5 separate regions of the Homo sapiens genome follow, and all the other regions are linked to region 4. A link is a contact called in ENCODE Hi-C data. All regions are on one chromosome and are shown on one strand. Each heading gives the region's core, a stretch centred on a gene start or an enhancer-like site at or near the end of the contact. The rest is flanking DNA. Distances are from core to core; before and after follow the strand shown.

Evidence for each region. A loop is a pair of places that touch in the nucleus more often than their neighbours do. Pooled maps may share reads with other maps.
Region 1: a map of CD8-positive, alpha-beta T cell shows a loop between it and region 4 (40-fold over the local background). The contact joins the promoter of EIF4E here to the promoter of PPP3CA in region 4. A Hi-C loop is called at or near these places in 2 of 168 maps with a recorded cell type or tissue (CD8-positive, alpha-beta T cell and naive thymus-derived CD4-positive, alpha-beta T cell), 4 of 37 single-sample maps with no recorded cell type and 15 of 50 pooled maps.
Region 2: a loop to region 4 is called in a map of gastrocnemius medialis, with 23 times the contacts of the local background. The contact joins the promoter of ADH5 here to the promoter of PPP3CA in region 4. A Hi-C loop is called at or near these places in 4 of 168 maps with a recorded cell type or tissue (CD8-positive, alpha-beta T cell, ascending aorta, gastrocnemius medialis and 1 more) and 13 of 50 pooled maps.
Region 3: a map of B cell shows a loop between it and region 4 (26-fold over the local background). The contact joins the promoter of METAP1 here to the promoter of PPP3CA in region 4. A Hi-C loop is called at or near these places in 4 of 168 maps with a recorded cell type or tissue (B cell, CD8-positive, alpha-beta T cell, naive thymus-derived CD4-positive, alpha-beta T cell and 1 more), 1 of 37 single-sample maps with no recorded cell type and 13 of 50 pooled maps.
Region 5: a map of CD8-positive, alpha-beta T cell shows a loop between it and region 4 (5-fold over the local background). The contact joins the promoter of TSPAN5 here to the promoter of PPP3CA in region 4. A Hi-C loop is called at or near these places in 4 of 168 maps with a recorded cell type or tissue (CD4-positive, alpha-beta memory T cell, CD8-positive, alpha-beta T cell and naive thymus-derived CD4-positive, alpha-beta T cell) and 11 of 50 pooled maps.

What each region holds. Positions count from the first base shown.
Region 1 is chr4:98,926,458-98,931,478 of GRCh38, reverse strand. It overlaps EIF4E (eukaryotic translation initiation factor 4E), which reads left to right and starts at 2,346. Exons shown (of 7, transcript NM_001968.5): 1 at 2,346-2,384. The coding sequence starts at 2,367. RefSeq lists an enhancer at 753-1,952.
Region 2 is chr4:99,086,819-99,091,663 of GRCh38, reverse strand. It overlaps ADH5 (alcohol dehydrogenase 5 (class III), chi polypeptide), which reads left to right and starts at 2,876. Exons shown (of 9, transcript NM_000671.4): 1 at 2,876-2,975. The coding sequence starts at 2,964. It overlaps LOC100507053 (a long non-coding RNA gene), which reads right to left and starts at 2,807. Exons shown (of 10, transcript NR_037884.1): 1 at 2,380-2,807. RefSeq lists a silencer at 2,844-2,893 and a promoter at 1,678-2,931.
Region 3 is chr4:98,992,857-98,997,791 of GRCh38, reverse strand. It overlaps METAP1 (methionyl aminopeptidase 1), which reads right to left and starts at 2,071. Exons shown (of 11, transcript NM_015143.3): 1 at 1,925-2,071. The coding sequence starts at 2,038. MIR3684 (microRNA 3684) reads right to left here and starts at 405; the gene lies at 332-405. RefSeq lists enhancers at 876-1,658, 2,580-2,629 and silencers at 1,400-1,859, 2,020-2,339.
Region 4 is chr4:101,344,869-101,349,920 of GRCh38, reverse strand. It overlaps PPP3CA (protein phosphatase 3 catalytic subunit alpha), which reads left to right and starts at 2,395. Exons shown (of 14, transcript NM_000944.5): 1 at 2,395-3,182. The coding sequence starts at 3,125. PPP3CA-DT (PPP3CA divergent transcript) reads right to left here and starts at 2,144. Exons shown (of 2, transcript NR_033874.1): 1 at 1,912-2,144; 2 at 1,038-1,597. RefSeq lists silencers at 2,160-2,769, 3,240-3,599, 3,620-4,009.
Region 5 is chr4:98,656,740-98,661,673 of GRCh38, reverse strand. TSPAN5 (tetraspanin 5) reads left to right here and starts at 3,063. Exons shown (of 8, transcript NM_005723.4): 1 at 3,063-3,528. The coding sequence starts at 3,448. TSPAN5-DT (TSPAN5 divergent transcript) reads right to left here and starts at 2,772. Exons shown (of 3, transcript NR_148380.1): 1 at 2,652-2,772; 2 at 748-876. LOC112267901 (a long non-coding RNA gene) reads right to left here and starts at 2,951. Exons shown (of 3, transcript XR_939016.3): 1 at 2,802-2,951. RefSeq lists silencers at 2,906-3,085, 3,339-3,498.

The sequences.
Region 1 (5,021 bases), core at 1,097-3,596, 2.4 Mb after region 4:
GAAGGAAGGAAGGAAGGAAGGAAGAGAGAGAGAGAGAGAGAATGGGAGGGGAGGGGAGGGAGGGGAGGGGAGGACAGGGGAGGGGAGGGGAAGAGAAGGGAAGGGAAGGGAGGGGAAGGGTAGGGAAGGGAGAGGAAGGGTGGGGAAGGGTGGGGAAGGGGAAAATAGGACATCTATGCTGTCTTTTTCTCTTCAAAGAAGGTAACCTGACACCACTTCTAACCAGCAGAAAATAACAACGCGGTCAACAGAATTATTTTGGATAGTCTAAGTAACAGTAGATAGTCTCTGTAAGTAGAAATCCACTTATCCGTTTATTATCATTTTTTTTTTTTTTTTGGAAATGGAGTCTCACTGTGTCGCCCAGACTGGAGTGCAGTGGCGGGATCTTGGCTCACTGCAACCTCCACCTCCCAGGTTCAAGTGATTCTCCTGCCTCAGCCTCCTGAGTAGCTGAGACTACAGGCAGGTGCCACTATGCCTGGCTAATTTTTGTATTTTTAGTAGAGACAGGGTTTCACCATGTTGGTCAGGCTGGTCTCGAACTCCTGACCTCAGGTGATCCGCCCGCCTTGGCCTCCCAAAGGGCTGTGATTACAGGCGTGGGCCACTGCGCCTGGCCTGTTAATTCTATCTACTTTAAAACCTAGTAGAGCTAAGCCCACTAGACAAAAGCTTTCATTAATCACTTCTGATATTCAGGTAAACCAAAACATATGAACAGGCAATGGCTTTGAGTTCTCATACAGCCTCAATTATGTGTTAGTCAACTCAAGCATCCATTATGTACTCAATAATAGGTATGACACAGCTCTGGACCTCATTAACACTATAAGCAGACAGGCACAGGCAGCCTGCATACACTCCTTTTCCTGGTGTCAACATTATTTAAAAGCATGGGAAATAGTAATGAGACAGTGTCTTCTTCATTAGAACCTTAGGAGTCTACTAGATTTCTTCATCTCTATTTGTTGTTATTAGTAGCCAAACTGTGCAAAAAACACGGTCTTGAGAAATGACAGCACAGTATCTTAGAGGGAAAGGAAATGTAGGATGCCAGTGTGGGGACAAATTTCTGATTGCCAGTGATTGTTGTGAGCATAACAATAATTTCATGAACATTAAAGCCTCTATTGAGGGCAGCTGCAGTTGTAAAGGAAAAAAAATGGTCCTGAACATTTAAAACTACACTGGTGTACATCATAATCAAACAAAGTAAACAGAAAAAAATTTAAACTTTGCTAAAAAAAAAAAGCAGAAGCACTTGATCTTTAGGAAGGCACGCAGTTGCTTATTATGAATCATTTCTAGAGTCCGATGCATTTTCAAAGCCGGTTACAGTCATTACGAAGCACACCCTTGTGAGGTAAGTGTATCATCACCTTTGGTTCATAAATAAAAAAGCTGAGACGCCGAGCGATTAAGTCACTCGCCTAAGGAGAATGAGTCAACGTCAAGAGTCATAGTTGACCCGGCCTAAAGACTCCAGACCATCAGTCCAGGGCTTAGTCAGCGGGGCCCGGAGTGGCTTCCCTGGCTGGCATCTGGACTTAGGCTATTTCCGTGCACGTAAAAGCGGAATATTGGAACGGTTGCACAGAACTTCCAAATAATTTTTACCGCCACGCAAGATTTAGCCCTGAGGTCTTAATCTCAGGATTTGGGACAGTAAAAGCTGTCGTCCCTCCCCCTCGTCCAGCCGGTGGCAAGCGGGTACTGCGGGCGGTTCCGTCCGTCCCCTTTCGCAGAAATGGCAACGAATGACCACCAGCATTAGCTGAGCCAGGGGACGTGGGAGGGTTGATTGCCTAAACGACTCTGCATCGCCGCCTCTTTTTGAAACTAAGAGAAAATGGTGGGAGATCAAAAGAAAACTAAATAAACACACAGGCAACTTGTCCTGGGACCTCAACTAAGCAAATGAAGCCTTATTGTGTGTGCTGAGCCTGCAGTTCCCAACCTTCCGGGGAAGATGGGAGGACAGGGCGACAAAGGGCACAGTAGGCTTGCCTGGCAGTAAGTGTGACCGCAGCTATCCAGGCGGAAGAGCAGAGGACTGAAACCACCCTCCAGCAAGCGAGTGTCCGCCGCGTTGAGAACCGCGCACCCTACCCATCGGCCACGTGACCAGTCCTTTTTAAAAAAAATTTCTTTACCTTAAAAAAAAAAAAAAAAAAAAGGTGGGGGAGAGACTCCACTTCCCAGAAGCCTCTCGTTACTCACGCAGCCGCAGTCTTGCGCAGGTGCCGCCAGGGCCAAACGGACATATCCGTCACGTGGCCAGAAGCTGGCCAATCCGGTTTGAATCTCATTTTTTTCCTCTTACCCCCCCTTCTGGAGCGGTTGTGCGATCAGATCGATCTAAGATGGCGACTGTCGAACCGGTGAGTATTGCCTTTGGCCCCCACCCCCACGGGTCCCCGCGCTCCGTCTTCCTTCTGACTGGGGGACTCCGCGGGACGGCGTTCCCGGCGCGCACTGTACCCCTTGCCGCCCCTTCCCCTTCATGTTGGACCTGACCTCCCGCGGACAAGTGGGGACGTCCCGGAGGATGGCCGAGGCGGCGTGTAGCGCACACTTTCTGGTGGGGGCCCGAGAACTGGGGGAGCGGTGTGGGGGAGGGGCGGCGTGGCGCCTCCTGCGGAACCGCGAGGTGTCTACAGGGTGGAGGGTAGCTGGGGTTCTGGGCTGGGTATGCGAGGATGGTGTCTTCATGATAGGAAGGCGCAGGGCCGGCTCCCAGCGAGTACTGGGATCCGCAGGCAGGGTGGGCGGCGAGCCGGCCTGGAGTGAGATGGAGGAGGGAGCCCTGGAGCAGCCTTTCCCTCCCTGCAGAACCCCAGCTCCGGGGCTCGGGTGCGGGGCGCGCGCACGTCTTCCTTAGACCGGTGGACTGGGGAGCTGGTGGGCGAGTGTTGCCGGAGGGTGGGTTAGGCGGGAGTGGTGCCGCGGCACGCGCGGAGGAGCTTCGACCTCGCTTAGGGGAGTTGAGAGGGGCGAGCGTCTGTTAATCCAGCGCGCCGGAGAGTTGCCGGTGTTTGCGCCAGGGGAAGCGAGAAAGGTCTGGGGTGGGAAGGAACACTCGTGTGTCACGGTGAAGCTCTCCAAGTAGAATGAGGGATGGTGGTGGTGAGAAGGGGTATCACATTGTCCTCGCCCCTCCATGCTTGGGACTGGGCTGTCATGGAGGAGGGAAGGGGGAGGAGCGAGGCCTACAGATCGCTGTAGCCGGTCGGCTTGCCGGCCGGACCTGCTGCATTTCACACGCGCCCGTCTTCCATTCATTCATCCTTTCCGCGTAGTGCGCACGCCTCAGAGAATGCGAATGGGTCTCAATCCCTCTGTTCTTCCGAGTCTTTATCTCCTGGAAGATTTCTGAGACGCAGTTTATTGGAAATAGAAACTTTTAAATTTACTTTTCCATTTGACTTTTTTTTTCTCTTTATCTATGCTACAGACTTTCATTTCAATTTAGGCACCATTTTAAACTTAACTGAAGCAAGCTGGTCCCAGGGTAGGTTTGTAGTTAATCTTTAAGCAGAGGGTATATTTTTCATAATTTGGGTTTGCCAGGACTGGCTCACTGAAACTTCTGGGCCCTGTTGCCTTTTTAGAAACGACACAGCTAAGTGAAGATATCTTGTGTGCATAATGGGGTTTATTAGCAATCAGAAAACCTTTCACACTCTGGAACCAGCTCTAGACCTTGGTTGCCAGATACTTTTGTGTATCTTTTCATGGTAGCTTGTGGTTTTGCTAATGGTTTACCAGTTTGCTTTGACTTTTAAAGACTTTTTTTTTTTTTTTTTTTTTTTTTTTTTTTTGAGATGGAGTCTTGCTTTGTCGCCCAGGCTGGAGTGCAGTGGCGTGATCTCGGCTCACTGCAACCTCCGCCTCCGGGTTCAAGCGATTCTCCTGCTTCAGCCTCTTGAGTAGCTGGGATTACAGGTGCGCACAACCGTGCCTGGCTAATTTTTGTATTTTTAGTAGAGACGGGGTTCCACCATGTTGGCCAGGCTGGTCTGAAACTCCTGACCTCAAGTGATCCTCCCGCCTCAGCCTCCCAAAGTGCTGGGATTACAGGCGTGAGCCACAGCACCCGGCACTTTTAAAGACTTTTATAAAACTATTTCAAAAACTCTTATAGACTACACAAAGGCTTATTTTTCATTGCGTTGGTGTAAACTATCCTTACCTTGTCAAAATTCAAGGCAGCTTCTCTGCTTGCTTACTTGTTTTTTTATTGGCACCAGTTTTCATTTATGTTCCTGGGAATTAAATTGACTGAAAAACTCATAAGTTGTTGCTACAGTTAACTGACTTTAGGACATTAATATTACATAACACTAATGAAGAATAAGTATGTAAAATATACATTTTAAACCCCTTGACAGGTTCTGATGTCCACTTTTGTCTAGATCTGTTCCTACCCCACTACACTAGTGTCAGTAAAAAGCATTACATCTGGTAATAGGGGCAAGGCTACGAGACTGTAAACTATAAAACAATAAGGAGTTCTGTGAGGTTTCTGTCACATTTAGGTCCCTTGAGTTTTGCAGAGTTTATGCAGTTTTGTTTCAGCAGCACAGAGCGGAACTGCAAAGTGATGAAGGACTATATTTTGAGTTAGTAAATATTAATAGCTCCTGATATATCCAGGGTGTTGTACCAAGTGTTCTTTAGGATACAAAGTTATACAAGATGTGAGTCTTGTTGAATGTAAACCCTTAAGGAACTTAATTCCTAGGGATGTGGTTAGTGATACAGTATTTGTTCTGGTACAGACTTTGGGAGATTTGGATGTTATGTTTAAATTTGGGGAGTAGGGGAACCTAAAAACAAAGTGTGTGAAGCTGGAAACTAAAGTATTTTGAGAATATATGTAAAATAGTATCGAAGTGTTTAGTTTTAGTGAGAAATGAATTTTTTTTTTTTCGATACTGACTTTCACTCTTGTTGCCCAGGCTGGAGTGCAATGGCGCGATCTTGGCTCACCGCAACCTCCGCCTCCTGGGTTCAAT
Region 2 (4,845 bases), core at 1,627-4,126, 2.3 Mb after region 4:
TTCCACTGCTTGCTCTGTCCATTCAAACTATGTTGCCTTTTAATATGCCTTGTAATTTTGTATTGAAAGGCGGATATAATATACTGAGTCAAAGAAATTGCAGTAAATAGCCCTTTAGTAATGTAGTGGTAAGATACACGGGAAGGGGAAGTGTCCTATAGTTCTACCATTTTATCTCAGTCTTTTAGTGAGCCTGTGTCCCTAGGCTGTAAACTTCACAGTTCTCAGTTTGTTTTTTCACCCCCTTAGGTGGTACAGAATGTCTAGAGGGAGCTGGAGTTGGGTATTTCCTTTCCCCCAGGTCAGTTAACCACTTGTAAAAATCCCAGTACACTAGGCTCGAGTAAAATAGTTTCTTTTGTTGGCAAGTCTTGTTAAGAACAAAATGCACTAGAATTTTTCAAAATAATTCCTTTTACACTCCTCATGCAGGAAGCAATTGGGGATTTTTCTCTGATCTTCTCTGAGAATTCACGGAGGTAAAACTCACAAAAGTGTGAAAGCCCCCCTAAGATTGGGTCCCCCAAGAATCTTTAACTCTCAAACTAATCCACAATGAGCCTCTGGCAATTCATCAATTACAGCTCAGACTTTCCTACTCCAGTAACAGTTCCTGCAAAAGTGTGTTTCTATGGTAAGTTGTGATTCTTTGAATCCACCCATCTGTGTCTCTAATTTTGGAGAAGCTGTTTTCTCTGTGACCCCACTTCACTTACAGCTCTAAGAAGAGTTATTAATTTCTCATTTTTTTTAGCTTTTTAGTTGTTGTTAGGATGGAGTGATGACTTCTAAATTCCTTACATGTCAGACCAGAAACCTAAAGTCTTGCCTATTATTGTTAAACAAGGCACTACAAAAATGCAAGTGTCTCTTTCCAGAAAATAGACAATATATCTGCAATAGGGAAAAGAAAACTCTCTGCCAAGTCTTTTTTTTTTCCCACTAGAAATTGCTTGCTGCATTCCAAGCAGAAGTATTGACATACACAAAGGCCTGGAATCAAGAAAAAGCATAGTCCCTTTAAGGAACTACGAATGTTCCTTAAATGTTGGTGTGAAATTTGGCAGGAGAGCAGGAAATAAGGATAGAGGTATATACAGAAGGAAGTAATTCAGAGCCTGAGTGGCCTAAAGAGTTTGGATTTTATCCATTTGTTCTCCCTTGAATATTTTTAAATAGAAGAATGGTATTTATTTATTTATTTATTTATTTATTTATAGCCTAACTCATTCAAAAATTATTGAAGGAAAATAGGAAATGGCATTGATTGATGTTACGTTTTGGAAAGATCACTAACAGGGCATTCCTTTTTAAGTATTAGATTCAAGGGCCTGGCATCAAAGAAATCAGATGGGAGGCTCTTTCAGTAATCCTGTAAGAAATTATGAAAGCCTGAACTAATACAGCAGCAGTGGGGAGAGAGAGGCACAAGACCAGAGAGATATTTAGGGCTTGGTGACAAACTGAATGCAGGGACCGAGGGAGAGGGAGAAGTTGTGACTCTCATGTTTCTGGCTAGGGTAAGTATGTGGAGAGTGTCAACACACAGAGGAAAGAGTCCCTATAAGGAGAAAATATTAATAGGAGTTTTAGGAGTTGCATTCGATTGTGAGATATCCTAATGGAGACAGAAATCCAGTAGGCAGTTACATGTCCAAGTCTGGAGTTTAGGGGAGCCATCCTGATTGGAGATAATAATCTGGTAGTCATCTTTCCATAAATAGACGTTAAAAGCCAAAGTGTGAGTGAGAGAGTGGAGTGAAAGGACGGAAAGACTTTGGACAATCTTACCATATGTACCCGGAAAAGAGCCAAGAAAAAGACTGAAAGACAGAAAAGAGCAGTGTGTCTGACAGAGCTATTTTAACAAAATTCAGCGTTTACAACAGAGTTTAAGAGTAAACTGGCAGGCCAGGTGCGGTGGCTCATGCCCGTAATCCCAGCACTTTGGGAGGCTGAGGTGGGTGAATCACTTGAGGTTAGGAGTTCAAGACCAGACTGGCATACATGGTGAGACCAACCCCCTGCCCCCACTCCCAATCTCTACTAAAAATACAAAATTGAGCCAGCGTGGTGGCGTGTGCCTGTGATCCCAACTACTCAGGAGGCTGAGGCACGAGAATCACTTGAACCTAGGAGGCGGAGGTTGCAGTGACCCGAGATCGCGCCACTGCACTCCAGCCTGGGCGACAGTGCGAGACTCCGTCTCAAACAAACAAAGAAAGAGTAAACCGACAAATACTACATTCTCTCTCTCTACACTCTGGCCCACTCTTAACACAAAAAACTGTCCAGGATCAGGAGACTTTTTGTTCTCCTCATCTCCTCCTTCCAAAGTTCTCTGCCCACGTTCTACTGTCTCCCCAAAATCCTACCTACCCTTCAGGAACTGCTGGAATGGGAGCTTGGGAAGTTTCAGCAAACTCCTCTCTCCTCCTTTGTGGCCCCTTTATTCCCAAAGCTGTGTCCTCTCCCTATGACGAGTCCCTTGAGGGGCTGTATCTTACTCCTTGTGTCTCCAAGCACACATAATGTGTATTAGGGGAGGAAGCATTCGCCAGTGGAGCACAAAGCTGTTGCAGGTCTCTTACTGGTTCTCAGGCGCTTTCAGTGAAATTCCCGTTCCCTCACCGTCCACATCTGTAATTTGCAAGTCTTATCTACGATAACTGCTGTAAAGTTACACGGGGAAGCCCTTTCCCGACAAAAAAAACGAGTTCTGCAACAAGTCCGTCGGATTTTAGCAATGAAACCGGCGCCGTGCAGCCTCGCCGGCGAGTGCACCCTGGAACGCACAACTTAGCGGCACGCACCACAGCTCGAGCACCGCCCTTCCGGTTGGAGCCATTGCAAGCCCCCCCCACGCCCCGCCCCCCTCGCTAGGCGCTCGCCACGCCCATGCCTCCGTCGCTGCGCGGCCCACCCCGGATGTCAGCCCCCCGCGCCGACCAGAATCCGTGAACATGGCGAACGAGGTAGGGCCCGTTGAGCGGAGGGCCCTGAGTCCAAGGGAGGGAGTGCATGGCATGGGACTAGGCTGCTATCCTCGGGGGCGCGCGAGGCTCGGCGCCCAAGACGGGATCTGGCTCTTGGTTCTGAAACTGGGCCCCCAGCGAGCGGCTCAGAGGGGCAGAAAGAGAAGGAAGCTTTGTCTCGGCTCTTCAGTTGGGAAGCAGCTTTCTTTGCTGCTTCTGGGACAGTCGGAACGGGGTGGGGGGGTGGGAGAGCCGGAGAGTGGGGGGCAGGGGCTGGTCAGGTCGGTATCCCAGTGGAAATGGCTTAGGAGCGGCCACGCATTGCTTCTTACACGAAATTAAGTAACTCGCTCTGGGTCATTCTTGCAGCTTGCATACTTGGCAGAGCTGCAGCCAGATCCCGTGCTTCTAACTCCTAGGTTGCTTGTGTTGCATAATTGAGCCTACGCCTTAATTATTGTGCCTCCAAGGAGTGTATTTTGGAAAGACCCCTACGTCCCTTTCAGAAACATTTTCGAGCACTTAAATACCAAGAGATTTATATTCCCTCTAGTCCTCACGTAACAAACACCTCTGCGAGGTGTTATCCCCATCTTACCAAAAACTGAGGTTTGAGGTTGGTTGTGCTTGGTCACACCAACGATGGCGAGCTGGGATTCCGACCCAGGTCTGCTCCTCTATGACAAATTCATAAAATACAAATTAGACAGTAAAGAAAGGCAGAAATTACGAATAACATACTCAGTCTAAAGTTGCTGATTATTTTAATGTTTTGCAATTTTGGACATTTTCTAGTAAGACAAATGGCCTTAAACATATTGGAGTTTGAAAGAAATAAACTCTAAACAGTCTTTCAGACTTAAACTGGTAGTTGCTTTTCCTTATTACTGAGTGTCTTTATTCAGAGAAGGTGAAAGATTATAATTGTTACTATAGTTCAAATGTTGAAGTAGGGCCATTTCCCGCGGATTTAGAGTGGGGCTTTGTTTTGCTTAGAATTGTCAGTAAAAGGAAAAGGTTAGGCTCCATTAAGACATTTTTTAAAGGGGAGCAGGCCATCAAATTTAGTATTCTTGTTTCTTTGGATTCCTATGTTGCATAACTTAATTGTTAGTATTCTGAATCTGACTTGTGGAGTTGAAATTTATGGCACATTGAAATGAAAAAGGTTCTAATGCAGTGTCTGATTCTTTGTACTATGAGATTTAATATCTGCAATTTAATTTTAAAAACGATCATTTCCACATTTCCAACCTCACCAATTTACAGAGGCCATTTCCCTCCCCCCCCCCTCCCCCGCCAGTTCAGACGGAGTTTCGCTCTTTGTTTCCCAGGCTGGAGTGCGATAGCGCGATCTTGGGTCACTGCAACCTTTGCCTCCCGGGTTCAAGCGATTCTCCTGTCTCAGCCTCCCGAGTAGCTGGGATTACCGGCGCCCGTCACCATGCTCGGTATTTTTGTATTTTTAGTAGAGACGGGGTTTCGCCATAGTGGCCAGGCTGGTCTCCAACTCCTGACCTCAGGTGATCCGCCCATCTCGGCCTCCCAAAGTGCTGGGATTACAGGCGTGAGCCCCTGCACCCGGCCTACAGAGGCCATTTTTTATATCTCTATGTAGTTCACCTCTCCTTTCCCTCAACCGTTTGTTCTGTTGCTACCAATAACTACTAACTTATTTTGCAAAGCTATGCTGTGCCAAGGATTGTGTTAGGGACTTCATATTCTTTTTTTTTTTTTTTTTTTTTTTTTGAGACGCAGTCTTGCTCTGTCACCCAGGCTGGAGTGCAGTGGCGCGATCTCGGCTCACTACAAGCTCCGCCTCCTGGGTTCACGCCGTTCTCCTGCCTCAGCCTCCCCGGTAGCTGTGACT
Region 3 (4,935 bases), core at 822-3,321, 2.4 Mb after region 4:
AGTGATACCAGAAATATACCTGCAGAATCCAACATGTAAATACCTCCAATCCTAACACACGGAATAAACCCTAGATGTTTTGTTTTCACAAATTTGTCTAGCATTTTTCCACAAACCCCAGTGATTCACCTTCTTTCTACCTGTTTCATGAATGTGGTTTCACACTACCTTTTTAAAATCTTAACAGAAGATTGTAATACATATTAATTCAAAATGCCACCTACTTTTAAAGTTATTCTACTCAGATGGTACAACTGTCAAAAGCAAACACTGTTTCTTAATTTCAGGTCCCACACAGGCCACAACAAGATAGAATTTGGGAATTTTAAAGAATCTAAAGGACGTGTACTAGGTCTAACATGAGTAATGCTCAACATGTTAAACCTAGTACAGGTCCTTTAGATTGTTCGGTAATGCTATTTTTAGATCAAGCAACACTCCTCCACGTGCAAGTTTTTCCAAATTATACTAACAAGGTCAAGGATCATATCCTATCTAAAAACAAGACTGTATAACACAGCTAAGACCTTTTGCAATCGCTTATCTACAAATATTGTGACGTAAAGATTGTATTTATTTATATCTTTACGTTTTTATGTTTTATGTTGGAAAACACTTTTATTATTTGTATTGTGTTCATATATCTGCCTTCATTCTTATTCATATTTTTATTTATGGCAGAGTTAAATCGTACTAGAATCCTTTAAAAAATAAAGGACTTTACATTATAACAGCATTTCACGTTCCTTGGATAATCTGGGTCTCAGAAGAAGCTTGTGAAACTTACAAAGAAAGCTATAATCATCCCCTCTGTACAGTGTAACACTGGAACTCAGAAAGATTAAGTAACTTTACTAATTCAAGATCGCACAATAACTGGCAAGGGCAGGGCCCCAATCAGGCCTTCTCTTTATTCCGGCTCTCCTCCCCACAGGACGCTACCAATTTAATATTTGAATATTCATGTGCCTCTCTTCACTAAACCTGGACTGTAACTAAGAGCCATACTATTGCCGCCCAGCCCTCATCCTGGGTCTCGAAATGCAGCAGCAACACTAGTACTCTTCAGTAAACAGAAACACGAGCACACGCTTCAGTCTGGACCCCATTCAACGCTGGGTTTGCTCTACTGCACAAAACTTAAAATACACTACAGCATTCACGCCTAACCCTCAATGGAACTGTCCTTTTCACTCTGGGAAATTCAGTCACAGGTGACTCATCCCGTTAGCTTACAGTTTTGTAAATTAATAATTTTATATACCGAAAGAAAAGAATGAATTACACAGACCTCTCCCTTCCCCACCCCCAAAGTTGCTTAAGTGTCAAAGCACGGTAGTAAAGCACAAAGAAGTGGGGCTGGAGCTAGCTAGCGTTCCTCCTCTCTGCGACTCCGACGGTCCTCGGGCCACCCATCTCTCAGAGCCCGGCAGGTAGCTTCAGCCCCCCACCCCGCAGGGACCCGACGGACGGCCCGGCGCCTCCAGCGCCCAGACCCGAGCCCCGCCGGTGCTGCGGATGTGGAGGCTCGCGACGCTCGGGCTGCCCTCCTTCCCGGCGCCGCTACCTGCCTCCGGCAGCCCGCACACCTGGCGGCCCCCGCCCCAGCGCGGGGAACCGGCCCCAGAACGCGGAGGTCTAGCGCGGCCACGCGACCCCGCACAGCCCGCTTCCGCCCCAGCCCACATGGCCGCGGCGGGTGGCGCCCCCGCCCCCGCGTGAGCCCAGCGCGGTTCCCGAGGACCCAGGGACCCCAGGAGGCAGGAGGGGGCGGTGGCGACGCGGGTGGGGGGAGGAGGAAACGCGGCCGGGGGGAAGAGGAGGAGCGCGTCCCGACTCGCCGCAAGGGCGGGAGGAGCCAGCAGGGGAGAAGCGAGGAGGGGTCCCGCAGCGGCGGCATATCCGCGGGGCAGCGGGCGCCTACCTGCGAGCAGAAGTACGAGCCCTGGATGCCCAGCTTGATGCAAGTGGGACACTGGAGCTTGGCCTCACTGCTGCAGCCGTCTGTCTCGCACACCCGCGTCTCCACGGCCGCCATGCTGCCTGCCCGCTGGAAGAGCGCCTCACCGAGGAAGAGGCGGCGGCGGGAGGGAGGAACTGCCGGGCGGAGGGGAGGGGAGAGAGACCGAGTCGGGGGAGGAGCTGGGCCCGCCGCTGGCCTGGGCGCGGGAGGGGGAGGAGCCAGGGCCGGCCGGGACCACGCAGCGCGCCCCGCCCCGGCCCCGCCCCCGCCCCGCGCGCGCAGCTGGTGCCCCGCCCCGCCGGCTTCGCCCCGCCCCCCGCCGGCGGTGCCTGCGTGCCCAAGCCTCCCGGCGGCGCGCACATTGGGGCTGTAAGGGAGCTCGGCAGGGCCCCCCCATTCGGCGCCTTCGGGCGTCGGCCAGCAGAGAACGCGACCTGCCGGCGCCTGACGGTGAGGAGCCGCCCTCTCGCGGCGCACTCTCTGTGCCTACAGTCAGATAAGACAGTCGTCTTCACTGACGAACACCCAGGAGCCCTGATCATCCCCGACACCCGCAGGAGGCTAGAGAGGGCGCTGCGCTCCTCTGCGTTGGATTCCCCCGCCGCTCCTTGGAGAACAGTCCCTTGGGTTAAGTTCTGTTTCTCACTGACATTGTCGGGTCTGAGGCCTAAGGACCACCGCTCATTCACAGAAAGGAGAGCCATAGAGCTGTCAACGGGACGGTGGGCTGGGATTCACATCTGCCCTCCCTCCTGCCAGACTTTTTTTTTCCACACACCACCACCTCCCCTTCAAAACCGATAGTGCTAGTAATAGTAACACAACTGTCAGGTATTCAATACAAATAATTTTTTTGTATAATCCCAGTTGATTGCTTCAGCAGTAAATAGGGGAGAATTGTGCTGATCCTGAAATGTCAGAGTCGAAAGAAGCTGTAAAGGCCTTCCCCTGCGAACCTGTTGCTTCAATCTTTTCAGCTGTATTCCAGGTCGGTTGTGTTGTAACTCATGCTTGAGTGCCTCCTTGTCACTAGGGAAGAGCGAAAAACTAACATTTACTGATCACAAAAGGCTGTGAACTTTGTTATTGTATTTTTTTAACTTCTCCGTACTTAATACACCAGAAAAGCTCATACTACTTTTATTTTTAAGAACTTTGTTTTGGCTAGGAGCGGTGGCTGACGCCTGTAATCAATCCCAGCACTTTGAGAGGCCAGGGCATCCAGGGCACCAAGGCCAGCGGATTCTTTGAGGCCAGGAGTTCGAGACCAGGGTGGAAATATGGCAAAACCCCGTCTCTACAAAAACTAAAACTAAAAACTAAAAAATTAGCCGGGCATGGTGGCAGGCGCCTGTAGTCCCAGCTACTGAGGAGGCTGAGCTGGGAGGATCTGTTGAACCTGAGAAGTCAAGGATATGGTAAGCTATGATCCTGCCACTGCACTCCAGCCCAAACGGCAGAGCAAGACCATGTCTCAAAAAAAAAAAAACTTAGTTTTGCAATATAAGCAGTAAAAATGATGTAATAAAATCAAGTAATAGAAATGTTTACATGCATACATACATATACTTTTGTATACAAGAAAAAAATCAATAAGTATGTATGTATGTATAAAATATTTTTTAAATAAAAACTGCACCATACCATATAAAGTAATTTACTTACCTGATTTCTTCAGTTACTATGATGTCAACTTTTTGTTTGTCGTTTGGTTTTTCTTTGAGACAGCATCTCATCCTGTCAACCAGGCTGGAGTGCAGTGGTGCTCACAGTGAGAGGTGACAGCGAGGTGACAGCATGCTGGCAGCCCTCGCAGCCCTTGCTTGCTCTCGGTGCCTCCTGGCCTCAGCTCCCATTCTGGCCGTGCTTGAGGAGCCCTTCAGCCGCCGCTGCACCGTGGGAGCCCTTCTCTGGGCTGGCCGAGGCCAGAGACGGTTCCCTCAGCTTGTGGTAGGTGTGGTGGCAGAGGCACGGGTGGCAACTGCGGCTGCGTGCGTCGCTTGCGGGCCAGCTAGAGTTCCAGGTGGGCGTGGGCTTGGCGGCCCGCACTCAGAGCGGCCGGCCGGCCCCGCCGGCCTCGGGCAGTGAGGGGCTTAGCACCTGGGCCAGCAGCTGCGGAGGGTGCGCCGGGTCCCCCAGCAGTGCCGGCCCACCAGTGCTGTGCTGGATTTCTTGCCGGGGCTTACCTGCCTCCCCACGGGGCAGGGCTCAGGACCTGCAGCCCGCCATGCCTGAGCCTCCCCCGGCCCCACCGTGGGCTCCTGCCCACGTGGCCCAAGCCTCCCCACGAGGGCCACCCCCTGCTCCAGGGCACCCGGTCCCATGGACCACCCAAGGGCTCAGGAGTGTGGGCTTACAGCTCGGGACTGGCAGACAGCTCCACCTGCGGCCCCAGTGCGGGAACCACTGGGTGTAGCCAGCTGGGCTCCTGAGTCTAGTGGGGACTTGGAGAACCTTTATGTCTAGCTAAGGGATTGTAAATACACCAATCAGCACTCGTATCTAGCTCAAGGTTTGTAAACACACCAATCAGCACCCTGTGTCTAGCTCAGGGTTTGTGGATGCACCAATCCACACTCTGTATCTAGCTAATCTGGTGGGGACTTGGAGAATCTTTATGTCTAGCTAAGGGATTGTGAATACACCAATCAGCACTCTGTATCTAGTGCAAGGTTTGTAAATGCACCAATAAGCATCATGTGTCTAGCTCAAGGTTTGTAAATGCACCAATCAGTGCTCTGTGTCTAGCTAATCTAGTGGGAACTTGGAGAACTTTTGTGTCTAGTTCAAGGTTTGTACACGCACCAATCAGCAACCTGTCAAAATGGACCAATCAGCTCTCTGTAAAATGGACCAATCAGCAGGATGTGGGTGGGGCCAGTTAAGGGAATAAAAGCAGGCTGCCCAAGCTAGCAGTGGGAACCCATGGGGGTTACTTTCTGCACCGTGGAAGCTTTGTTCTTTCACTCTTT
Region 4 (5,052 bases), core at 1,146-3,645:
TGTGTTGGGAAGTGATTGTGAGTCATAACTTTTTCTTCCCATACATACCTTAGCTAGGAGGTGTCCTAGACTTGTAGCGGACTAAAGGGTGTGCCTGAAAGGTGTGCCTTTATTTCCTATCTGTATCATGTAATTTTATATGGTGCTGACATTTTAAGCCTTCTGATCTTGGTTCAAAGATGTTTATCCTATACCTAGTAAAAAGTTATTCCAAATAAAGGTGGGAACTTCATTTTTTTCTAATATGTAGGAGAGAATGTCTTGGCCTTGGAAATGAGCATCCCTGGACATGGTTTCCTGGTCTTTCTGAAGCAGGCCCTCTTCACCCACAGGTCTTGGCATCGCTCCCTGTGTGCCATCTGGCCAGGGACCAACTTCCCAAATCTGCCTTAGCAACTAGCTCTGCCCGTGCTCAGGAGGCTGTTTCCAACAACCCCTTCCTGAGATTACAGTGACCTCTCAGAGCTCATAATTTTATGTTCTCTGAAAATTTTAGGCTTTATTGAGGGCAAGGACAATTTTCAAATACACTCCCTCCCCACCTAATTACCCACCACAAAGTCTGGCATATAAATAAAAGGAGTACAGAAAATATCTTTATTGAATGAATTGTCTAATTGCCACCCAGTATCCTGGGGTTGGAAATTGGGCAGCAGAATCTCAGTGCCAGTGGCAGCCTCCCTATCTTGGTGGGACACACCCTGCGTCTGCTCCTTTTGCTAGGCCTCCACAGAGGTATCTAGTGTGTGTTTCTATTCCGTGCAGTCCACATCAAAGTCACGCTGCAGCACAATCAGTCTCTTACTCAAAATTGATTTTCAAGTTTGAGCTTTAATCTAATCCTTGTCTCCAAAACATTTCTTTTGGCTTCATCTCCCAGCTCCCTAAACTTTTTTTTTTGTTTTTGTTTTCTTTGTGTGTGTGTGTGTGTGTGTGTGTGTGTGTGTGTATTTTAAACCTTTTATTGGACCCGTGGTCCAATTGAGGAAATAGGAAAAACCTGATACTGAAGGACTTTGGAAATAAAACAGGAAACATGAAGGGTGAGAAATTTATTCAGATTTCTTCATAATTCCCCCCAAAAGCTCCAACCACGTTGCCAGTCCTTGGGTGCTGCAGTTGGTCGGGGAGAGGGGCTGTGTGGAGGTCACCTTCTGGTAGACGGAGACCCGCTTTTCAGACTCTGTGGCGCAGCAGGCGGGCCAGGAACATTTGGGCCACTATTGCTCTTAGCCCTGCCGCGCCTGACTTTCTCTCCTCTACTTTCCTTCCGACCGTAGGGACAAGTGTGGGGATCCGCTTTGGGCTCCAAGGCCCTGCCCGCACTGGCAGCACCAAGCGGGTGTAGAATGACTGGAAGGAGCAGGGAAGGAAGATGGGTGTCAACTGTCCCGGCCAGTGGCTGCGTGCATGTGTGTGTGAACAGGGAAAAGGCCACCCTCTCCCATGTTTCTCCCGTCTCCTCGGTTCTCCTCGGAGACCCGCAGGGCTGCCCGAGGTAGCTCCGAGTTGCCCTGGGTCGCTGGGGCTTGGTCCGCATCCTCCTCCGCTAGTCCGCTCCCGCGTTCCACAGCGCCCCGCCGCTCGGTGTGCACGCCTGGGTGGGACACAGTAACAGCCCCTAAGCCGCCAACGCAAAAGCAAAAACAACCGTACACCGCATCGCAGTCGTAGCTCTTCTCCGCAAGGTAAGTTGTTTATTCGTCGCCGTTTTGGCGATCCTCCCTGGACAGCTGCGGCAGCGACGGCAGCTGCGCCGCGGGCGCCGAGCTCCCAGCCTCTTCCTTCCTCCGCCCTCTCAGGGCTGCCTCTCACCCCCACCCTCTTCCCTCCTATCCCCGCCTTCTCTCTTCTTGCCCTCTTGTGGGCCACGCACACACCCGGAGACACCCTCTGCACTTGGCTACTCACACTGCGGCTTAACCCAGCCGACAAGGCACGCTTGCCAAAGAGGCGCGGGTGTGTGTGTGCGGGGTCCGCGTTCGGAGGCCAAAGGAGGGTGGCGTGGTAGAGCCCTTCTCCTCCTGGCCGCGACGCCTTGCCCACTCTCCTGCCCTAATCTCGGCCTGCCAGCAAAAGTGACACCTGAGCAGGGACTGGTCCGTAGAGGCGGCAGGCCCGCTGGTCCGGCAGCTGGAAGAAAACAGAGCAAGGGGCGGGGACAATGAGGAGGAGCGGGAGGCGGGACAAGCGGGGAGGCCGCCACCTGGCACTGAGTGATGCGCCCTCTAGCCAATGAACGCGAGGAACTCCGGCGTCGGGGCGGGAGGTCGGGGGCGGGCTCAGTGGGGAGGAGGAGGCTGCAGGCGCGCAAGAGGCGGGGGCCGGGAGGAGGAAGGGGAGGAGGCGGAGGCGGGCGCGGTGTTGGCGGCGGCGGCGGCGGCGGAGGGGGGTAGGTTGTGCCCGGGACTGTGTCTGCCGAGCTCGGCGGCTGTGCCTTGGTGAGTGGAGGAGCGGCGCGGGGAGGCAGAGGCGAGCGCGGGCGATCGCGGCGGCGGGACGTCTCCGGCGGCCGCGGCACCAGCGGCGGCGCTCTGTGTGGAGAAGCAGGGGCAGCGGCAGCAGCAACAGCGGCAGCGGCAGCAGCAGCGGCAGCAGCGGCGGCCGCCTCTCCGCCGCCGGGGACGCCAAGGTGCGGCTGGTGGCACTGACATCGGCGGCCCTGCCTCTCCTCCCTCGCCCCCGGCCTTCCCCATGTGATCGGTCTTAATCCTGGCCGTGTGTGCGCGCGTGGGGCTCCATTCCGCGGTGCTGGGTCTCCGTGCCGGGGTGGGTGCTCGTGTGTGCGCTTCTCCTCCCCATCCCCCTTCCCCCAAGAATAAAAGAAGAACCGGGAGGCGTGCTCAGAAAATAAATAAATAACCACCACACACGCGCAGCCCGGAGCGAGTCGGCGGGGCTGGCGGCAGCGGCGGAGGAGGAGTGAAGGCGGCGGCGGCGGAGGAGGGACGCGCGGAAAAGGCAGCAACTTTAAAGCCAGCTCAGAGCCTAGACCTCCAGCCGAGCGGTTTGCAGCGCGGCGGCGGCGGCGGCGGCGGCGGCGTTGAGTGTCTGGCCCGCCGGTCCGGTCGGGGTGTGCAGTCGGACGGACGAGCAGCGCGTCGCTGTCCTCCGGCAGCTGGAGATGTCCGAGCCCAAGGCAATTGATCCCAAGTTGTCGACGACCGACAGGGTGGTGAAAGGTAAGCGGAGCGCCGCGGTGGCCTGGGTGCACCGTGTGCCGCAGGCGCCAGGGCAGCTTGCCTCGCCTCGCCTTTCCTCCCCTCCCCCGCCCCAGGTTCTCCTCTGTCCGCTCCAGCCGCGGACCTTCTAGGATATTGTGCAACCCGCGAACCCCGCGAACCCCCCGCCCCCGCGGCGCCCTTCCCCCACGCGTCCCACCCAGCCTCACTTGGGGCATTTTTATTGACGGGGGCGTCAGTTGGCAAATGGCTGAGCCGCGGGGAGGTGGCGGCGGGGGTGGCGGTGGTGGGAGGGGGCGCCCGGGGGGTGGTTGCTGGTAGGGTGTAGCTGCTGTGACAGAAATAGGAAGTGGGTGGCTCTGCTCACAGGCTTGCATGGGATCGGGTTTATGGTTTTCTTCTGCAGAGGGAGGGGTGATTGATGGCTTTTTAAAAATTAATACGGCATTTTTATGTGGCCGTGGCTTTCCACCGACTGCCTCACTTGGGCAGGGTTGTCTTGGAGCTCCATTGCAGCAATTCCCTCCGCGCCCCCCTCCCCCTCCCCCTCCCCCTGGAAGGGCCTGCACAGGACTCGCGAGAGAGCGGGAGAGCGTGGGGGGAGCCCGGCGCTTCCTTCCGCGCGGGGCGGGGGCGGGGGCGGTCGCTGGCTGGAGGGTGGCCGCGGGGGGCGCGGGAGGCGGGGAACGACCTGAGAGCACCAGCCGTTGCCGCCCCGGGATTTCCCCCGCACGCCCCGGGGAGAGACACGAAAACCACTTCTCCAGCCTCTCTTGCCATCCCCGGCTGTCCCCCGCCGACCTGTCATTGCTCTTAAAGGGTTCTCCACTCGTGCACACCTCCCAAGTGATAACCTCATTCCGCCTGCTTCCTCCGTGCCCTGGCATCCTTTTTGTAACGGGCTGTTGGATTCCTATTATTGCCTCCTCTTCGCCGCCTACGGGATGATAAACTCCTGGCAAGGATGCACTGAGGTTGCTGGCAAAGAGAAACTGGGATGTGCGGAGTGAGGAAGGGGACAGGCTGTGGTTGATCACTCTGTCGCACGGGAATCTATCGGCCTCCTTGTATTCCTAGGTGTAGTGGGGGAGGAACCATCCTATGAATCCTGGAAGGCTGAGGCAACAGAGCAGAACCACTTGGATTAAGTAGTATCTCACATTCCTGGGGGTCAGGACACCAAGCAAAGCAGAGATGGGCATGAGCTGTGCGGGGAGCGGGCCTCTGAAATTGGAAACAGCACTGGCTGGTGTAATGTGTGTGTGTTGTGTGTAGAACAGAGATGGTATCTAATGTGGCCAGAGCATGCAACTAGAGTGCAAGGCAATCAAGTCGTTTGCACCATGAGCACTTAAAAGTGAAGTAACCCAGCAGCCCAAAGACCATGATACACAAGTCCCTCTGGGGTTTCAGAAATGATTCTTTCTCCTTAGAGGTTTACTCAGTTTTTAAAGTAATTTTTCTGTGTGAGTGGTGGTGGTGATGGGGGAAATTACGTTCCCTTTTTTCAGAAAGAACAAAATATCTTCTTTTGTTTTGGTTTTACTGGAATCATTCCTGCTTCAGCTTCGGTGCAGGATTCATATACCCATGAAAATAATGAGGAAATAGCTCTGCAAAAATGATTCGAAATAGGGCTGCAGAGAGATGCACAGCTATTTTATTTTTCCTGCAGGCATGGATTTTCATGGAAACAGTCCATTCACATTTATTTGAGAGAGCTGTGTTTTGCATGAAAGGCTTCTGTTGACATTTTCAAAAATTGAGACCCTTTGCAGAAATATCAGAGAATGACAATTATCTCCTTAATGTGTGAAGTTTAGATGTAGCTCCAATCTAGGTTAAGATCAAAACAATGTAAAGCTTATAA
Region 5 (4,934 bases), core at 1,814-4,313, 2.7 Mb after region 4:
GGAACATTGTGGTCCAAGTAACTACAAGGAATTGGATATCACCCCTACTCTTTGATCTTTAATTTCTGGCCAAGTCTTCAATATAAATAATGCTATGATATACATCTTGCAGTGTATAACTTTTTCCATCTGCTGGGGTATTTCTTTGGGTAGATTCCCAGAAGAGGGACTGCTGAGTCAAAATGTAGGAGCACTCTGACCTGATATATACAGCCAAAATGCTTTCCAAATGGACATATTATTTCATAAGGACACCAACAATGTATGTGCTAACCAGTGCTCATTATTTTTGTATCTTTATTAGTTTTAATGTATACTTCATTTATTACTAGATTAATTTCCCCATATATTTTATTTCTTATATGATTTATTTTCTGTTTATACTCAACCACTGCGATTCTATATTTTACTATAGCTCTATGAGCCCTACTTATAATATAGACATTCAGGTTTTTATTTTTCATGTTTGCTGCCAATTTTTTTTCTGGTTTAGCTTACACTAAAAAAAGCTGGACACGTAGAAGTGTTTAAGATATTACCCAATCATATCCATTGATTATTTCCTTCTATTGCCTCTAAGTTGAGAAATACTTCTATACAGAGGTTTGACAAATATTTTTCCTTCTGGTCTGCTTTAAAATATATTTAACTCCTTAATCCTCATAGAACTTATTTTGGATATACGAAATGAGATAATTCAATTAGTTTTTCCACCCCCCCCTCCAAATTACTGATTAGTTATCTTACCTTTCCCTTCTCCATTGATTTTTCTTTTTAAGACTTTATTTTCTTAGCAGTTTTAGTTTCACAGCAAAATTGAAAGAAAGACTGCATACTGTATGATTCCTTATATATGGCATTCCGGAAAAGGCAAAACTAAGGAGACAGGGATACAGTCAAACTTCAGTGGCTGCCAGAGACTGGGGGGAGGAAGGGATAAATAGGTGGTGTACAGAGGACTTTTAGGGCAGTGAAAATACTCTGTATGATACTATGATACTATGAGGGTGGGTTCATGTTATTCTATATTTGTCCAACCCTATAGAATATACAGCCCCAAGAGTGAACCCTAATGTAAACTATGGACTTTGGGTGATAATGATCTGGCAATGTAGGTTCACTATTTGTAGCAAATGTGCTACTTTGGTTGGGGATGTTGACAATGGGGGAGGGTGTGGGGTCGGGTATATGGGATATCCACTGATTTTTATTTCAAAGATAAATCCACTTAGAGATCAACTCAGTCATCAATTGCATCTAATTTCTGGTCCTTTTGAAATGTGTCACATCAGCTTAGGACAGACCTTTCTTCTGACTCATCCAGTATTCCTGCAGCGACTGTTCTATTTATATACAGAATTACAACATAGCTCCAATAGGCTTAGGTAAAGCTTGTCAGTACCTTCCTGTTAACAAGGAAATCTGCTGCTGAAAGACCTTACTTTTGAAGTCTACCAGATTGGTGGTAGTATGGCCTGTGTTTTGAGTGGGTAGAGAGCACTTTTGAGGGAGTGAGGATTATTTCATCCAAAGGGCTGAAGCTACTGTTATCCCGTGTCATAGCTTCTGAGGTACTGAATGAGTAGGATCTCCTGGCCCTCCCATCTCTGTGGGTACCTCGTTCATACTTGCGACCTCAATATAGCCTCAATCCTGCTGAAGCCCAGTACTATCTCTAAATGTGGTTTATTGCAGGAAAAAGTAGCTTCTTGACTAGCCAAAACTTGACTGCCGGTTGTCAACTAGCCAGTTTTTGAGAAAAGTGAGAGGTTGTTACGTAGGAAACCTTATAACTAGAGGCTCTCAAACTCAAGTATTTAAGTATCATCTTTTAGATTTCTGTGTCCAGGATCGGGTTGCACTGGGTGGTGCTGGAAAAATTTTTTGATCTCACCTCCTTCTAGCCTTTTGAATCCTTAAAAATATTCCCATAGACATTTATACACAGTCCTGGGCGGTTCTTCCTTCTCCTTCCGTGAAATACTGGTACCTGCTTTGCCAACACCTATGAAAGTGCTCCAGGAGGAGGGCGGATAAGCAACTAATGAGCACACCTGCTCAGGTAGGGTTCTAAAACAATTTCCAGCCACCTGTTCTATTCTTCCCCAGAGTTCAAAAGCTTAATGGTTCGTGATCCAAAAACCCAATTCAGATTCCCCAGAAGACCTCCCTGGAATCCGTTGTGGATTCCTTCCTAGAGTTAGGAGGCAAGCAGGTTTCTTAGGCACTATTCTGTCGGGGTAGGGGGGAGCGTGCGCTGTCCGGGTTTGTGTGGTTGCAATAGACCCTAGGGCGAGGATCGCATCCCGGGCCAGGACTCCCTTGAGCCATCTCTTTTTCCTCGTCCCCATTTCTAGGATAAAACCCATTTCTCCGGTAGGTGGGGAGGTTGGGTTAGAGTCACACAGGGATTCAGGAAGCTTTCCTTTTCAACGTCCCATCCCTTCATCCTTTCCTCCCACTTCCCGTGGCTCTTTTCTCCACCTTCCCCAACTACCCCCTTTTCCATTCAGCGAAGTCCACGACGACTTTCCTTCCCTGTCCAGTGGCATCGCATCTTCTCTAGCCACATAAGCCTGTTGTGGAGGAGGGGGCGCCAGTGTGGCTACCCTGGAAGGGGTGTCGGGGGTGGCTCGCAGGTCCTCACTCACCCAGCCCTCTCCCCGAGGAGCGACCCTCTCGCCCGCGTCCCTCCAGAGCTGCGCCGCTCATCAATCCCGGTCACTCTGCCAGCCTGCTCCCCGGGCGCCCTTCCTTCTCCCTCTCGCCTGCGGTCCTCCACCCTCCCACCCCCTACCTACCCCGCAGCGACGTTCGGGGTCAGCGGCGCTTGGGGTTGGCCCGAGAAGGGGCGGGGATAAAGCGAGCGGTGGAAGGAGGCGGCTACGTGGTGCCACCGCCGCCCGGGAGCGCCCGACCCCGTGCGCGCGCGCGCCTAGCCAAGGCTTGGGCGGCGGGCGGAGCTGCGGGCGGCGCGGGCGGAGGAGCAGCCGGCCGGGCGGGCGGAGCGAGAGGCGGGCGGAGCGAGGGGTGGGAGGGCGCGCGCGAACGGGCGGGCGAGCAAGCGAGCGGCGTCTCCACCAGCATCTGCCGCGGCCGCCTTTGCCCGAAGCCCGGGGACGAACCGACGGACCGACCGCCTGGCGCACGGACGCGGGCGCTCGCTTTGTGTTCGGGGCTAGCGTCGGCGAGGCTTGAGCTTGCAGCGCGCGGCTTCCCTGCTTTCTCGCGGCCACCCCGGCTCCGGCGGCCTCGGCGCGCGAGGGGCTGGAGGTGCGGGAGCCGCTCTCCGCCGGTCGGTCCCCGCGCGGCTGAGCCCAGGCCGCCAGCGCCGCGGCCCCGTGCGGTGTCCCTGAGCTCCTGCTCCCCGCCGGGCTGCTCCGAGCAACGGTGCTTCGGAGCTCCAAACTCGGGCTGCCGGGGCAAGTGTCTTCATGAACCCAGAGGATGTCCGGGAAGCACTACAAGGGTCCTGAAGTCAGTTGTTGCATCAAATACTTCATATTTGGCTTCAATGTCATATTTTGGGTAAGTTGGAGCGCTCCTGGGATTCCAACTATTGTGGCCGATCGATTCGCGACGATTTCCCCCACGTTGTTCGTTGCCTTTACTTTTCGCAGCCCCGCAGGCGCTTGCCGGAGCAGCATAGAGGCATTCGCCTTCCGCCTTTCCAGCTTGCGCGTTGGAGAGATAAACATTTAATCCTTTCGAGGAATGGGAAGAGGTGAAAAGAGAAATCGAGGCGGAAAGGGGGCACCGAGGCCTTCTGGTGGCTTTTTGAGGAACGAATAGCAGGGATGCAGATAAAAGAAAGGGTTCGGCAGTTTGAGAAATGAGCAACCACACGAATTGGATTTGCTCTCGGTGGGATATAGATGTTGGGCAGAGCGTGGTGTCATAATAGGGAAGGCTAATCGGGCACGGCCGACCCTGAGGTCCACCTTCTAACAACGATCTGATTGGACGAGGGCTTGGCTCCGTGTTGCCGCGGCTGGTCTGTGCCATGCTCAGCGTGTATCTTCTTGCACCATCTCGGGCTTTGTGTAGGATGCAGATGCCGTGGTATATGGTCCTGTAATTGCACGTAAATAACGTTTCCTGCACGCTCTCCTCTTCAGCTGGAAAGCGCTCCCTGTGCGTAATGGACTGGTCAGTGGGGGTGCGGGGTAGAGGGATTTATTTGTATGTATATATCATCGTCAGGATAATAAGTCACCGTCAACATATATTTCAGTGTGTTCCTGCCCCACGTCCTCATTTTTAAAGGAGTGACACAGAGCGGGCCGTTTGGGGGAACCTTTGTAGAAATGCAAAGGAGAAGGTGTGCGAGGCATGTTTTATTGGGGAACCGAGAGAGCAAATGCTTTAACACAAGATTCAAATGATGCTCTGCTTGGGACTGCAATGTGTTGGGAACCTATTGTAATTAGGCTGGGACGCCTACTCTTTTTGTTTGTTTGTTTGTTTTGATTCTTTTCCTTGATCTGGCAAACGTGTTCAGCAGCCAGACAAAGAGTTCTCCAGGACAAGGGGAAAACGTTGGTTCAAAGACCATGTTATTTTTCTTCCCCTTCTCATCCCATCTCATCCTCTTCCTCAGTGGGCACCCGCATTTCCATAGAAAGTAAAGATGGTGGCTGTCTGGGTAGGGGGTTCTCTAAGTTGCTGTTCAGTGTGAGGTAAACAATGCTCCAACTGCAGGATCAATAATTATCCACAGCAGTCTGAACACGGAATGTATTTATTTGAATTCTCCTTTAATTTGGGCTGTTTGCTGTACGTATATACATCTGTGAGAATAGTTGTCAATACGGCTCTTCATATTCTTTTTTTGTACCGCACTCTTACCAGGTTATTTTATTTTCTGTTTTCTATTATAATACCTTGCATTGGTCATGTATGTTTTGTGAGGGGAAATGCAAGGGATTGGAGAC